Linked DNA regions of Homo sapiens: region 1 is linked to region 2. Evidence: chromatin contacts called from ENCODE Hi-C or POLR2A ChIA-PET data. All regions are on one chromosome and are shown on one strand. Each heading gives the region's core, a stretch centred on a gene start or an enhancer-like site at or near the end of the contact. The rest is flanking DNA. Distances are from core to core; before and after follow the strand shown.

What was found. A loop is a pair of places that touch in the nucleus more often than their neighbours do. ChIA-PET counts read pairs that join two places held with the same protein, here RNA polymerase II (POLR2A).
Region 1: a loop to region 2 is called in a map of IMR-90, with 2.4 times the contacts of the local background. The contact joins two enhancer-like sites. A Hi-C loop is called at or near these places in 1 of 168 maps with a recorded cell type or tissue (IMR-90) and 1 of 37 single-sample maps with no recorded cell type. POLR2A ChIA-PET finds 5 or more read pairs at or near these places in 2 of 52 experiments (H1 and MCF 10A).

Annotation. Positions count from the first base shown.
Region 1 is chr14:96,088,304-96,093,503 of GRCh38, forward strand. C14orf132 (chromosome 14 open reading frame 132) reads left to right here. Exons shown (of 2, transcript NM_001252507.3): 2 at 1-5,200. Among named protein-coding and RNA genes, the nearest start is that of C14orf132, 52 kb to the left of the region's middle. RefSeq lists an enhancer at 3,870-4,039. Within about 2 kb of position 2,473, at least 3 of the 41 ENCODE cell types and tissues checked have a DNase peak (open chromatin) inside an H3K27ac peak, as active enhancers do.
Region 2 is chr14:95,545,732-95,551,153 of GRCh38, forward strand. No RefSeq gene overlaps it. Among named protein-coding and RNA genes, the nearest start is that of GLRX5, 13 kb to the left of the region's middle. RefSeq lists a cis regulatory region at 88-378 and an enhancer at 2,052-2,927. Within about 2 kb of position 2,133, at least 4 of the 41 ENCODE cell types and tissues checked have a DNase peak (open chromatin) inside an H3K27ac peak, as active enhancers do.

The DNA of each region.
Region 1 (5,200 bases), core at 1,223-3,722, 540 kb after region 2:
CAGTGCCTGCTCATGGCTGCCAGTTCTTACCGATCACATCTGTCACTGCCACCGTATATCATCTGCCAGTGCATCAGCTTAAGGGGAGGTCACGAGTGCAAAAGAACCTGACCCTTGACAATGAGGGAGAAGGGACATGGACCACCTGTCTGGAATTCCTGGAATCACTGGCAGGGTGGAGGCTGGGCTGGGGAGTTAGCCGCGGTGTGCGTGAATGGCTCTGTCTCCAGCAAGTCTCTCTCCATCAAACCCCAGGTCTGCCCCATAAGCAAGATCTTTAACAGATGGATGTCTCCATGAGAAAACCCAAGGCGAGAAGCCCAGAGCCATGGCGGGGTTGCTTGACGTCCTCATGGAGTCACTCTGCCCCACATGCTCAAATCTTCCCTCTGGCCCCACATCCCTAGGAGGGCCTGACCCCTGTAAAGATACAGGAGGCAGCTCCCTGGCCTCCAAATGGCCCATGGAGATGGCAGTCGGGAGACAGGGTTCTGTGTTTGCTGCGGTGAAGGGAGGAGAAGGCAGGAGGAAAAAGGATGGCTTCTAGCCCTGAAGAGGACTCCAGCATCCCAGGCACCGGGTGCTTCTGGCTGCAGTTTTCCCTATGGAGGCCCCTCAGCCTCCAGCCCTAACATAAATGTCGGTTAAATTCAGTTTTCAAGCCTCTCTCCCTTTTCAGTGTCAGAGCAGTAGATGGTCCAGGGCATTGGAGGCCTCGACCACTCTGCATTGCAGATTACAGTGACTTCCTCGGGGTTGCCCCATCTTGGTCTCCTGTGGTTTCTTCATCAGCTTTTTTTTTACCAGCATCTCTCAAATAACAATGAAGATAGATATGCCCATTAGTGTCTGATTAAGGAGCAAAGGCTGGATTTCTGGCCACAGCGAGCTGCACTCTCCCTCCTGCCTCAGCCGGGGTCCGTCTTAGCAGTTTGGAAAGGGGAAAAAGATGCCGGTCCTCACTGCTTAAGTTTTGTGTCCAGGTGCCACTAGACTTGCATGCACACTAACTCCTTACAATCACCACACAGCATCATCGCCCCAGTGCACAGATGAGGAACCAGAGGCTCAGAGGAGTGAAGTTGCCTTCCTGAGGTCACACAGCATGAAAGTGATGAGCTAGGATTTGAATCTGGGAAGTTGGGCTCTAGAGCCAGACTGTACTGCCTTCTGCCACACTGTACTGCCTTCTGTGACTGGGTGGCACCTCCAGGGCACATTTACACAAGGCCCTGAATCTGCAGAGGCTGTTTCTCAAGATGCCCGTCATGGTGTGGCCTGGGCCAGCTCTGGCTTCCACAGGTCCCTGACTGTCCTCAGAGTGGAACATGCTCAACCTCCCGCCCACTGCTCTCTCTCTGCCCAGATTTCAGGGGTGCCGGTCCCCAAGGCCTGCCCCCTTCTTTAAGACTGAACTCAAGTCTCCTTGGAAGGCCCCGGTGAAGCTCCCAGAGACTGGTTTTCTTGGGATGCAGGCAGAAGGGGACCCTCCCTGGCCAACACCCAGGAGCCCAGCAGAAGCACCCACACGTAGAAAGAGGCTCACTACAGCCAGAAGTGCAGAGTCAGAGTCCTGGGACCATCTTGTTCTGCAAGGTGACCCCAGGCTCCCCAGGACAGGGGAGAGGGATCGTCCTCATTCAGACTCTAGCTGGGGCCTCTGTACTGGCTTCTCCCTGGGTGGGGTTGCCTGTTACATAGCTGTGCCTCAGAGAAAGGGTCCTGCATTTTCTGGAATGTTCTCTGTGCTTACCCCTCTGTGTGCCCCTCCATTGCTCCTCTACAAGCAATTAGGTGATTCAAAAGAGCAACTTAGGCTGGGTGCAGTGACTCACACCCGTAATCCCGGCACTTTGGGAGGCCGAGGCGGGCAGGGACAGGAGTTCAAGACCAGCCTGGCCAACATGGTGAAACCCTGTCTCTACAAAAAATACAAAAATTAACCAGACATTGTGGCATGTGCCTGTAATCCCAGCTACTCAGGAGGCTGACACAGGAGAATTGCTTGAACCAGGAGGCGGAGGCTGCAGTGAGCTGAGATTGTGCCACTGCACTCCAGCCTGGGCAACAGAACGAGACTCTGTCTCAAAAAAAAAAAAAAAGAAAAGAAAAAAAAAAAGAGCAACTTACTGCTTTGTGAGGTTGTGAGTGGCCACCACTGAAGGTCTTTGAGAAGAGGCCAGACGCCGCTGTAGCCAGGCCTGTCTTAAGAGGACTTGTGCTTCCAGGGACCCAGGCAGGATGATGGCGCAGCTCTTCCTACTCCAAGCCAATGCTGTCCTTCCCCTTTCCCATGAAATCAAGGTCAAGAGGCAAATAAGACTCCCTGCTCCACTCTACCCCCCAGAGAGAAATGATTCTCGCTCCTTTCAGATCCCCCAGGATCTGAGGGAGAAAGGATGGGAGGAGGGGCAGCAGCATTTCGCTGGAAAGGCAGCAGATGCTTTTCCAGCCCCGGTTCAGCTGGAAGGCTTGGAGGCTGGCCAGACCACTCTGGCGTCTCCTGAAGTGGGTCCCTGGAGACCGAAGAGGCTCAGTGGAGTCTGTCTGTTGTCAGCACTGCTGCCTGATCCCTGCAAGACAAATGGCACTTTCCTTCTTCAGAAGCATCATCTGCCTTCATTATTAGCAGTAATATTATTCCCAGTTATTATTCTTACCGGTGCCAGTTTTGCACATCTTTTTGTTGCTCTATTTGTGTCTCATTTACTTCTCAAATTGCCCCTGGGGGCAGGAATGAGGATGCAGAGAGATGCACGTTAATTACTGTCGCATTTTTCTGTGGAGAAAACTGAGGCCAGGGCTGAACGCTCACAGCTAAGGAGCTGTGATTCAGACCCAGTTCTGTCAGCTCTAGAGGCACCCTGCATCATGCCCACCAGGGTGATCCCCCTGGGATGGACCATCTCGGGATATGAGGCCTCGGAGGCTGGGGTTGAGATTTGGTCCTGAAGAGCTTATAGCCAGATTGCCACATTCAAGTGTAAGTCCAGGAAAGGGGCAGGCGGCAGTGCACAGGGATTTATCAGTTCCAGAACCTCACAGTGATAAGAGGCTTTAGAGAGCATCTAATCGAGACCTTTAATTTTTCGGGGAGAGCAGCTGAGGCCGTGTGGAAAATTAGTGGAGAGCTGACAAGTGTCTGGGCTCCTGGCCCAGGGGTCCGTGGTCCAGCACGTTGTGCGTTCAGTGGGAAGCAAAGGGCTTGCCCGGGATTACCTGCCCCAGCCCCGAGGTGGGTTGTGCTCCCTGCAGCTGCCATCGGCCCGCTTTGCTTCGTCCTGGCAGATGCCCAGTGATTGTCCCCGAGCAAGTGCCAGGGTTGGGCTGAGCTGCTATGACAGGGAGGCCCAGGGAGTTCTGCTCAGGGAGCCAAAGGGAACAGCCAGATCCTGAATGTTCTATGTTCACCTGCCCCAGCCCCACCCACCCTGGCCCACTCCACAGGCCCCTGACCATGGTCACTCACGGAGAGGGATGGAGGAGAAGGTGGTTGAACTGAGTACTGAGAACCCAGAGGACAGAGCCCACAGCTTCCAAGCAGGAAAAGGGACCTCTCTGAAAAATCTGGATAACCAGAATTATCACAGCACCTTCTCATTCCCAGCGCGTCCTTCTGAGCTCAGACCTTGAGCATTTACTGGGTTTCTTTTTGAGGAAGAGGGAAAGTGACAAAGGACAAAACAATGCAAATCTTCATGACTGAAGACGATCAAAGACTCCCTGGAGCGAGAAAACAGTTACTGCCAGAAGCAGAATGGAAGAGCCAAAAAGTACACAAAATGGACGCCATAAATTCTGAAATAAAAGTGTATGATGTGTTCTGAGTCACTGTAGAAGTCATGCATTTATTATCAAGATAGAAAAGAGCAGAGAATGACGTGGACATTGGTCCTCGGAGAGGCTGCGTAGGTGGTGCGGTCCCCGGGGGATTCTGGATGCTGGTCTTTTGACCGTGGCGGCAGCCTCGCGCCTGCCCGGATGGCTCCATCCAGACATTTGGCAAGGCTGTCATCTGCTCTTGGGTCCTTTTTCAAGCTGATTTCCTGCCTCCCCAAGAGGAGGTTTGAGCCCCATTCTGCCTTGGAAATAAATCCTGACAGATGTGCACAGCATATTTGCAGGGAATTTGCAGGCCTCGATTATTGGGGGAATCAGAGCCCATTCCACACCGAGCCCCATCCACGTGGCTGAGCAACACCCCTGTGTCCCCTGTATCTGTCTCACTGGCTGTCTTTCTCCCAGTTTCTTAAAGAACCACACCATTACTGCGTTTGCCGTTCGAAGCGTTGTCCCAACAATGCAGATGGTTCTGACAAGGGCTCTATATGCTGGCAGAAGGGAGCTTCCAACCTTTTAACTTGAGGAAAATGAATCTCTGAGAGGCTTGAGAGTGTTGCCAGGTGGAGCTTTTCAGGAGACAGGGGTCTTGAGCCCAGGACACCTAACTATCGAGTTTTCACTAGGAGACTTAGTGGTGGCTTTCATGAGGCCAGTCGTTCTCAAGGAAGGGCTGGGGGCCATCAGCAATGTCTGGAGACATTTTTGATTCTCACAGCTTGGTGGGGACTGCTATTGGTATCTCATGGGTGGAGGCCAGGGATGCCACCGAACATCCTACAATGCACAGGGCAGCCCCCCACAAATAAGAATTATCCAGCCCCAAAATGCCAATAGTGCCGAGGTCAGGGGACCCTGTGCTGGCCATCCTATCTCTGATTCTGAAACTATGCATGCTTTCCACTTTTCCCCATTTGTGAGTCATTGAGTAAATTAAAGCTCTTCTGAGCAGCAGCAGTGATCATGGTCACTGCCCTGCGTTCAAATAATGCGAGCTGAGGACAGTGATCTGCAACTCCCAGCATGTCATGTGGTCTCTTAGAAATCCATGTGACTGTTTCCACCATCTTGGGCATTTGTGGGGACCCCCAGACTGGAGGGAGAAAGCCCTACAAAGTGGATGGGAGTGTGGGGCTGAACTTTTCCCTACCCTTAACTTTGTGTCTCTGGGACCTCCAGGGACCTGGCCCCTCACCAATGCATATGAAGAGTATGCTTGGGGAAGAGCTTAGGAATGGGGTGGGCATGGGAGTGCTGGGTAGCAGCCTTTGAGCAAATCTGCATCTTCTCTTATTTCTGACCTTTTTCCACGTGCCCAGTCCTATTTCTGCCAGTTGAAGGCATACTAATATTCTTTATA
Region 2 (5,422 bases), core at 883-3,382:
ACAGGCCGTGGACCAGAGGCCGGGTCTGCAAAATTGTCCCTTGCCATCACATCTAGTGAGGAGTGTGATACGTTTTCACAATTTTGCTTCTTTTGGCTTTTCCTTGAATCTGCCTGTGTGCCCTTAGGTTTCATCTGAAAAGCGAAATGATGAGAAACTTATTGATGGGAAGCATCAATGTAAGAAACCTCTCTAGAATATGATTGGAGCTAGGAAAAGGCTGCCAAGTGAATAATTTGACTCATGCTTATGAGTCATAGTGAGATCATATCAAAGTCACTAGGGAACTTATAAGTTGAAGGAATCACTGGGCTCTACGAGGAATGTAAGTCTTCTTTCTCAGAGTTAATTAATAATTTTTTTCTATATGCCTAACAAATCTCTACCAAGTAGAAAATTGAAGATGCTATCTAGTGTAAGTCTGAATAATTTTGATGGTCTGCATAATTAGAATTCACTGTGAGAATTAGAGCAGAGACACAGAGGTTCCTTGTGCAAACAGCAGTATCACGCACCTATTTAAAATGCAAGGACTGCTTCTCGGGTTTAAATGCACCTATTTAAAATACATTAGGCCTGTATTAGTGTGATTATATTGGATATTTGTCATAGCTTCAGGGTCTGTGTGATTAGACCCTTAGAAATCAAGTTATTTTAGAAGATTAAACATTTTATGATTTCAGGTAGTTTTTATTTTTTTCATGGATTGGTAGTTACATAAATGGCATTCTGCTTCATTAAGCTATGAGTTTTAGAGATATCTTAGGACAGAAGATAACTTTTAAGTTGGGTTTCGTTTTGTTGGCAGTGTTTAATTCACTTGTGTAGAATCTGGGAACCGAAGCTTTCCTTTAACTTTTCAAGCCATAGCAGCCAGCTTAAGAGAGAATTCTTGTTACATTTGTTAGGTTTACTTAGATATTTTGACATAAATTATATTTTGAGAAATCAGGTCCCTTGTTTGTGACAGGAGGGACTGTGCTAAGGGTAGAGGAATGACTTGTGTCGGCAAGGTTTCATTGGTGCAGATTGATTGATTGATTGATTGATTGATTGATTGAAAAAGGGTCTTGCTCTGTTGCCCATGCTGGCGTGCAGTGGCCTGATTATGGCTCACTGCAGCCTTGACCTCCTGGGCTTAAGCAATCCTTCCCACTCAGCCTCCTGAATAGCTGAGACTTCAGATGTGCACCACAACACCTGGCTAATTTTTTTATTTTTTAGAGACAGGGTCTCTGTGTTGCCCAAGCTGGTCTTGAACTCCTGGCTCAAGCGATCCTCCCACTCTGGCCTCCCAAAGTGTTAAGATTACAGGCATGAGCCACTGCGCCCAGCAGAAACAAATTTAAATGTGAGGTGAGAAAGCTTTCATGTGGGTTCCTGAGAGCCACCGACAGGAAAAGATATATATTAGGGGATGGCCACACAAAACACTGATTGTTTTAAAAATTTAACATTCCACTTAAGAATTGTTTAGTAAATCTAAAAAGCAGCTTTAAATTGTGCCTAAGAACCATATAATAGCTACTATGAAGCAGAGCAGAGGAATGGTGAAGAGAAAAGCCATTTTAAGGTCCAGGGGCTTACAGAGACGCATGGGGTGACCAGGTGGACTCTTGTAAAGCCACATTCCTGTCTTATTTCCTGAGAGTAGCATCACTTTAGGTCTGAAAGCTATGTGGGCATTTTGCGTGAGGGGAGCATTGTTTTCTTGGCGGTTGCCCTGGGAGCCCAGTGCAGGTGAGCTGAGGGCAGAGTCTCCCTTAGGGCAGAGATGCCACTGAAGGTGCACCTCACCTCAAAGATCCCTATCCTGGATTCAGTCAGAATAGCCATGTTATTCTCCTCCTTGTGAACCTCCCGGGGCACCCGGTTGTGTCACAGTGAAGTCTCTCCTATCCCAGAAAGCCTTCCCTGACCCCAGACGGAACAGACCCTTTAATCCACTCTACAGCCCTGTTCTTTGTTCATCACTCCAGGACCTAACTGCCTGTTACTTGGCTTTATTCAGATCCCCTCTGGCCAGCATACAGAGTGCCCCAAAAAATACATTTAGAAAAGAGTGAAGAATTTCCTTTCTTCATTCCTTTTGGATTAGTCACAAGAAATGTTAGGCTATTACAGGTTACAGCCTCGCAACACCGCAGTAGCTAAGAGCCGGGACTCAAGTCACCCTCCCTGGGTTTGCATCCCAGCACTTGCTGGGTGTGCTACTGACCTCAGACGACTTAGTAACCTCCCTTCCTGCTTAAGTGGGCAAATAGCAGATGCCACCGACCTCAGGCGTGTTACAAGCTTAGATGACAGCACCCTGTCGAGACCATGGCTCATAATGAGCTCTCACTGTAAGTTGACCTTGACAGTTAATGTTGGATTACACCTGGACTTGGTACCGCGCTGTGGTATCCACCACCGTTCGGAGGGTTTAAGGGAGCAGAGAAGGACAGGCTGATGAACACAACATCGTTCATGTTTGGTTGCCCCTGGAACATAGAGACTCATTGTTGAAGGCAAAGGACAGATCTAATCCTTGTGATGATCTATCAGTGGACTGCCCAGCAGCCCTAGGGGACGGCAGGGCCTTCAGCCAGAAAGAATTCCCTGTAAAGTATCTTTCCTACGATTATAGTTTGACTTACTGCCACCGAGTTTTATTTTTAAAAATACTGCTTCTATTTCATACCAAAGTGGAGAGTCTTTTCTGAACCGATATGTTAGACAGTTATTGTGTTGAGTTATGCTTCAAAGAATGCAGTTTAACCTTGAGCTAATTCTAATTTAGCAGTAGCAAGGATTGTGACACTGGGTTCTACTGTACCTCATTAGCCATTTTCACAGGGATTCGTTTTGCCAGAAAAAGGAGGTAGAAATGTTCGCCGGTTCCTAGGAAATTTGGTGAGCAAATATGGAAAGTATTTCCAGATTATTGATGTGTCTTCACTAGTCCTGAGCAAGCTATCAGCTTTGATCATCACCACCACCGATGAAGCAACCTTCCTGGGGAGGCCATGCTGAGCCCGAGTCTATGGGGACCTCTTCTGGCTCCAGACCCAGGCTGGGCAGAGGCTGAGACTTCAGCTGGGTGTCAGATACCCCTCACCCCTTGCCCTGATCTTGGGGGCGTTAGGGTGCTGTCAGAGTCTGACATAGGTATTAAAATATTTCAAATCTCAAGGAGAACTTCAGAGTTCTTCAGTACATTTACAAGTAAATTGTAATCCTGGGAAACTAGCAGCACACTTCCTGTTATTCTGGCTTCTTAAATTCTTTTGTTTTTTGTTTGTTTTTGAGATGGAGTCTCTCTCTGTTACCCAGGCTGGAGTGCAATGGCGCGGTCTCGGCTCACTGCAGCCTCTGCCTCCTGAGTTCAAGCTATTCTCCTGCCTCAGCCTCCTGAGTAGCTGGGATTACAGGCACCTGCCACCATGCCCAGCTAATTTTTTGTATTTTTAGTAGAGACGGGGTTTCACCATGTTGGCTAGGCTGGTCTCAAACTCCTGACCTCGTGATCCACCCGCCTGGGCCTCCCAAAGCCCTGGGATTACAGGCATGAGCCACCGCGCCTGGCCTTTAAGTTGTTTTTTAACTTTTTTCCATGATTCCTTAGTAAAGTCTCCTTAAAATGATTCTTGGGAGAGCAGAGGGCAAGGGGCAGTGTCAGTTACACCTGACTAAGTTACTTCAGTTCAGGTGCACTTCGTACAAAGTGTGGTGGGATGTCCATGTCCTAATCCCTGGAATGTGTGACTGTGTTACCTGGGGTAAGTTTAAGCTGTGTTTAAGTTCAGGATCTTGAGATAGAGAGATTGTCTTGGATCACCTGGGTGGGCTTAATGTAATCACAGGTGTCCTGGGCAGGAGGGAAGCAGAGGTTGGAGTGATGTACTCTGAAGAGGGCGGAAGGGGCCACAGGCCAAAGATCGCAGGCAGTCTCTAGAGCTGGAAAAGCCAAGGAAACGGATTCTCCCCTGGAGTCTCCAGAAAGAACACAGGCCATGATTTTAGCCCAGTGAAAGTCATTTTAGACTTCTGACCTCCTGCCCTGTAAGATTAAAAATTGGTGTTAAGCCACTAAGCTTGTCATTTGTTACAGCGGCAAAAGGAGACTAATACACCTGGCTGCCTGGATTTTATGGTGGATGCTTACTTGGTATAAGCAGACAGGGGGAAGGGTCAAACAATTATTGAGCATTTAGATCCGTAATTTGTTTCTCACCAAAGATCTGCAAATGTGGGATATTCTCTCTTCCTTTCAGATGATGACACAGAGACTGGGAGGGGGTCAGGTTACTTGTCCAAGGTCACTACCTGGTGGAATTTGAGCTGTGATCAGATCCATATTGTAGCACCCTTCGGAGGGCCGGCTCAGTGAGTGCAGCCGCTTAGTGCAGCTCTGGCTGTGGTGTCCAGAGTGTTCGCCCTGCAGCCCTGAGAAGAACTGAATTTGAGCTTCAGTTGCCTGTTGAAAGAGCCAGGGAGGCCAGGAATTTTGGAAGTTGCCCCTGGCCATCCACTATCAAGTATGTGAAGGAAGCAGAGGGTCCCACCTCTGAGGTCAGACAAATGGAAGGTGAATGCAAATGATGCCTCCTTGCAAATGATGCCAGGGAAAGCCTCCTGGGCCCCGTGTGTTGTGCGGACAGGTGGCCAGGCCAGAGGTCCCACTGGACTTCACTCTGAAATTCCAGACAGCAGGAAGTAAACAAAGTGCTTTACGAGCGAGTTCCCGCGGTCTGCTGGTCTTTCCCTGCACTTCCGTCCGACCTCGGTCACAGCCCTGGGTGGGGTCAGATATTTCTACCCATACTCAGGGCCACCTGTTGCCCCAAGTTCTCACTTCCTGGCAGTGTCCCTCTGCTAGCCCTTGCTGCTGCCCCCACCTTCCTCTGTCTGCCCGCCACCCCCCAGCCTTTTCCTTGGTCACAGTTGTCCTTTTGTTACCTGCGGTTATCAGAAACATGGTCAAATAGGGTATAAGCTTTTAGTATCCCATTCATTTGAAATTTTAACCTCGTTTTTAATAAAACAATGCATGCATATAATTAGTCAAATGATACTTTAAAAACTACAGTAATAATGAAAAACAGCACTCTCCTGCCTTTTGATCCATGGGTCCTGCTCTCTATAGGAAACAAATTTCCATTTCTTAAGCAGTTTCTTCTGTTTCCCTCCATATTTCATTTTCCTTTCTCTTCCTTTCTTTTTTTGTTTTGTTTTGTTTTTTGAGACAGGGTCTCACTCTGTTGCCCAGGCTGGAGTGCAGTGGTGCAATCACGATTCACTGTAACCTCGACTTCCCAGGCTCAGGCGATTCTCCCACCTCAGCCTCTCAAGTAGCTGGGAATACATGTGTGTGCCACTACGCTCAGCTAATTTTTTGTATTTTTAGAAGAGATGGGGTCTCACTGTGTTGCCAGGCTAG